2 separate regions of the Homo sapiens genome follow, and region 2 is linked to region 1. Evidence: read pairs that join two places in POLR2A ChIA-PET (ENCODE). Cell type or tissue: MCF 10A. All regions are shown on one strand. Region 1 overlaps ARHGEF12 (Rho guanine nucleotide exchange factor 12). Region 2 overlaps ARHGEF12 (Rho guanine nucleotide exchange factor 12).

Region 1 (2,500 bases):
TTCCTACACACCTGTTAGTTTTCATACCTTCTCCTCATAGGTAACAATAGTTAATTTTTTTGGTTTATCTTCTGAAACATTTAAAAATATATACCAGCCTATAATTTTATTTTTTGCACCTACTCCATAATAAGTGTATCTGTCTTCTTTTGCTAGGTTATGCTGCTGTAGCAACACTATCAAATTTCAGTGGCTTACAACACTGCTTTTCTTCTTGCTTATGCTACACCTTGTCAGCTGTGGATTGACTGCAGCATTGCTTCACGTTTCTTATTTTGGAACCCTGGCTCAAGGAGCATCCCCTGTCTGGGCTGTGCCATTATTGTGGATGAGGGAGAGAGCAAGAAAACAGATGCAGACATACAATGGCTCTTAAAGCTTTCACTCAGTCATGTTGTATGTCACATCAGCTCACATGTCAGTGGCCAAAGCAAGTCATATGGTCAGAGCTCACTGTCAGTGGGGTAAGGATGTATAGTCCTTCCACAGGTGGCATTGCAAGTTGCATGATAACAGATAAGGCTGTATAATCCTCTTAAGGAAAGTGGAGGTTAAATAATTTGGAACAATAAATAATATAGTCTACATCAACAAGTTCAGTAAATGCTTGTTAAATGGGTTATTTGGAGTCTATGAAAGTTTCTTTTTTTTTAGTGGGAAATTCAAACATAAACAGAAGTACAGAGAATGGTATGATGAACCTCCCTTGTTCCCTTTATTACTCCAGCAGTTAATGTACGGACAATCTTGGTTTATCTGTTTTCTTTCCCCCCTTCTCACTAGATTATTTTGAAGCAGTTTTTGGATATCATAATTTCACTTACAAGTATTTCACTAAGTATTTTTAAGAGATAAAGTCTGAACGTGTGACTTCTCATAGTAAATTATTACTGTCTGATAGGGTGAGGTAATAGTACTATATAGACTGACAGGTGTCAAGCAGCAGAGCACGTTCATAGAGCGTATCTAGAATTTGACAGCCTGAACTTGTTTTGATTTCATTTTGAGTATTTCTGGAGGAGGCTTACAACAGAATGCCATCTACTTTTCCAGCCTCTCCCTTTCTTTCTTTCTTTCCTTCCTTCCTTCCTTCCTTCCTTCCTTCCTTCCTTCCTTCCTTCCTTCCTTTCTTTCTTTCTTTCTTTCTCTTTCTTTTTCTTTCTTTCTTTCTCTCTGTCTCTCTCTGTTTCTCTCTCTCTCTCTCTCTCTGTCTGTGTGTGTGTGTGTGTGTGTGTGTGTGTGTGTGTGTAGCAGAAGCAGGTAATTAACCTCTGGAAAAAATAACATTGCAACAGATTTGATTTGCAGAGGTTTCATTTCTCACTGAGCCTCTGTTGGAATGATGCCAGTTGAAAGGAATCCCAGCTCTTAATGGCTCCAAGTCTTCTGGGAGCTCTCAGTGATGTTATTTTCTTTGGAGAAGAACATCAGAATCATTTATAAAAATCCTGTGTTCACCCATGCCATTTGCTCTGTGGAGAAAGGATCTATCATATCTTTAAGATGATCTCTAAGATGATATAAAAGTAAAGAAATTCATCTATCTAATTTTAGTTTAGAAATCATTAATGCCAATTTCAGCTGCTCAGGTTAGTTTGTCTTGAAGGCCTGAAAGCCTCCATTTTGATTCAAGATGTCGTAGATTTTATGAGCATTCAGTATAACCAGTAAGTTTGTCATTTCCATGGTTGTAGGGAATATGAGACATTCTGTTATGGATCTAGGATTACCGTTTCACAGGACATTCTTTTTTTGGGGGGATTGTTAGGTAATAAACAGTGGGACACAAAATAAACAGATATAATCTCTTCAGTTTGTAGATTTTCAGGTGACAATGAGGTGGCAGAAGAGGATTTGTGCAGATTAGGAAATAAATAATTATTGTATATAACATGATGGAAATATTTTAGTATAGTACCACTATCAAATTAATTTTGTTTCCTTAACTAGCTTCTTTCATTGTGTACAGAGACACTTATATTAAAGTAGTCTTTATAGATATCCAGTTAGCTTTAGTTTTTTCTAATTACATTATATTGCTAGTCTCATTTCAGAGTCCATGTAGGAACTACAGTAGAAAAGTAGCTATCATTGGCTTGTAAATAAAATTACTTAATTTTGAGTTTTTCTTGGGAAGGAAAAACCAGTTTTACAGAATTAGTGGAGTTGATTCTGGTTTTGGTTACTTGTGACAATATAGTCTATTTAAAATATAAATAAATAAAAATTTGCCCAAGAAGAATAAGTTTGACTTGCCATGATTCATACTGTTTTTCTGTTGTTGTATCACAATTGAGAACATTAGTTTCAGAGGTAATAGTTTGTCAGTATGGGTCGAGTAGCTCTAATCCAAAAATCCAAAATCAGAAATGCTTCAAAATCTGAAACTTTTTGGGTGCCATGTGCCACAGGTGGAAAATTCTACACGTAAGTACATAATACAAACTTTGTTTCATGCACAAAATTATTTACAGTAGTGTATAAAATTACCGTTAGGCGG
Region 2 (2,500 bases), 100 kb after region 1:
CTATGTTTTTTTCCTTTCAGTCCTAAATTACAATTTATTTCTTTTAACTTACAAATACAGTTTGTGGTCTCTCTCTGGTGGCTTGTATGTTATTTGACTAATATTCTACTGTTGTCCTGAGTAGAATTCTCTTCTCTGTGCAATGACTAGTTAGTTCTTTAGTGTTTGTTTGATTTATTTCAATAATTCCAACCTTGGGGTTTTGGAAATCATTTGATGTCTTTATTCTACCAACCCTCCCTTCTCAGAAGTCTTAATTTACTTCGTCCTTTCTCCTCCAGCTCCACCATGCAGTATGTTATTCTCATGTATATGAAGCATTTGGGAGTAAAAGTGAAAGAGCCTCGAAATTTGGAGCACAAACGGGGTCGGATTGGATTTCTTCCCAAAATCAAGGTAAGAATGAAATAATGTAATAGCATGTTCAGGCCTTAGGGCTTCTTTACATTTGGTTGCAGTGTCTTCCATCATCTTAGTATTTACTTAATCAGCAAATTAATGCTAGTCATACAAACATTTATAAGATACTGTCTCTGTTCTCAAGAAACTCAAAATACAGTGAGAAATCCAGACATATAAACTATTATTAGACAATGTGAAAAGTGAAATTAGCAGTTTACAAAGAGTGCTATTTCTGATTCTGTTCATGCCTTATACTTTCCTTTTACTTTGCCTAAACTAAATACCCCCTGTGTTGCTACATAATCGTCATGAACATCTTTAGTGGCAGTAGAGTATTCTGTCAGTTTGTAATTATTTGTGTTTTTGTTTAGTGTTTACTAGATTGTAAAGCTGTATGAGTACAAGGACCTTCTTTATTATTGTATTTTCAACTGTTAGCAAAATGCTTAGTAAATATTTGTTGAATGGATGAATGAATTGTTTAGAATAAGTTCCTGGTAAATGTGCTATAAAACTACCCTTTGATTTTCCAAAGCTGTCAGTGATAAAGAGTTTGAAGAAAACATCTTGAGTTTGAGGTGTACACGGTACTGTGTGCGAACTTTTAATTAGTGCTCTGTGTGCATACACACGTGTACGGGTTTTCATTTACACTTAACAATTTCTTTGAACTAACCATTAGCATTACACTATGAAAATCGCAAAAGAAATTTACTCTGTTACGTATCTCTTATTTTTTGTACTTCAACTCTAGCAAAGTATGAAGAAAGATAAAGAAGGGGAAGAAAAAGGGAAGCGAAGAGGATTCCCCAGCATCCTGGGACCCCCACGGAGACCAAGCCGTCATGACAACAGTGCAAGTATGTTGAAGTTTGAAGTGCTGCATTTTCAGTACTCCAGGCCCTCTTCACATCAGAGGCTTCTTCAGCTAGAATGAATTTCTGGAGAAAGGAGTTGTTAGGATGATTTTACTGAATTCCCAATATGCCTTGTTTCCATTCAGCGTTATTTCTGAACTAAGTACCCCCTATGTTGCTACATAATTGTCATAAACATCTTTCGTGGGCTGGGCGTGGTGATTCACGCCTGTAATCCCAGCAGTTTGGGAGGCTGAGGCAGGCGGATCACAAGTTCAGGAGATCGAGACCATCCTGGCTAACACAATGAAGCCTGTCTCTACTAAAAATACCAACAATTAGCCAGGCGTGGTGGCATGCGCCTGTAGTCCCAGCTACTCGGGAGGCTGAGGTAGGAGAATTGCTTGAACCTGGGAGGCAGAGGTTGTAGTGAGCCGAGATTGCACCACTGCACTCAAGCCTGGGTGACACTGGAGCGAGACTCTGCCTCAATAAAACAAAAAGAAAAGAAAAAAAAAAAACGAAAACACACATCTTTAGTGGCAGTATTCTGTCAAATGTCCGTAACATAGTTTACTTACCTCTTCTGATTCTGTTTCCATTCAACTTGTGTTTGTTAAATTAAAAAAAAAAAGTGTGTATAGATCTCTCCACCACACTGAACGTCTCTTTATACATATTTACTTAGTCTCCATATTTCTAAAATTTCTCCACCTCTCCATTGTACTTTATTTTCTGATTTCCCTTTCACCCCAGGCCCAATAAAGAGAGATAAGCTCACTTGAGATGGCTGCAGGAGAAATAGGGATGGTGGTACCATGGGGAGGGGTCATGTGATGGTTCTTATCTCAGGCAGTAGCACATTTGAAAATACTGAAGCCAGGTGCGGTGACTCTTGATTGTAATTCCAGCACTTTGCAAGGCCAAGGCGGGAGGATCACTTGAGCCTGGGAGTTCGAGACCAGCCTGAGCTACATAGTGAGACCCTGCCTCTACAACAAGAACAGCCAAAATAAGCTGTGTATCATGGTGCATGTGTGTAGTCTGAGCTACCTGGGAGGCTGAGGTAGTATTGCTTTAGTCTGGGGAGTCCAGGCTGCTGTGAGCCATCATCTCGCCACTAAACTCCAGCCTGGGTGACAGAGTGAAACACTGTCTCAAAAAAAAAAAAAAAAAAAAAAAGATATTGGCATGGTAGAGTGGTGGGAGTAGGATTGTGATAGTGAGTGTCCCCCACAATG

Evidence for each region. ChIA-PET counts read pairs that join two places held together with the same protein. Peaks named below come from ENCODE experiments on the same cell type or tissue, not always from the same donor. Only the 100,000 strongest peaks of a DNase experiment are listed, where the experiment ranks them.
Region 2: POLR2A ChIA-PET joins it to region 1 with 6 read pairs; 14 of 35 experiments call an interaction of 5 or more read pairs at or near these places.

What each region holds. Positions count from the first base shown.
Region 1 is chr11:120,346,059-120,348,558 of GRCh38, forward strand. All of the region lies in intron 1 of ARHGEF12 (Rho guanine nucleotide exchange factor 12), which reads left to right. Among named protein-coding and RNA genes, the nearest start is that of ARHGEF12, 11 kb to the left of the region's middle. In MCF 10A, no CTCF peak of the experiment used is centred here; a DNase peak (open chromatin) is centred at 1,333.
Region 2 is chr11:120,447,953-120,450,452 of GRCh38, forward strand. It overlaps ARHGEF12 (Rho guanine nucleotide exchange factor 12), which reads left to right. Exons shown (of 41, transcript NM_015313.3): 20 at 282-396; 21 at 1,157-1,262. Among named protein-coding and RNA genes, the nearest start is that of GRIK4, 63 kb to the right of the region's middle. In MCF 10A, no CTCF peak of the experiment used is centred here; no DNase peak of the experiment used is centred here.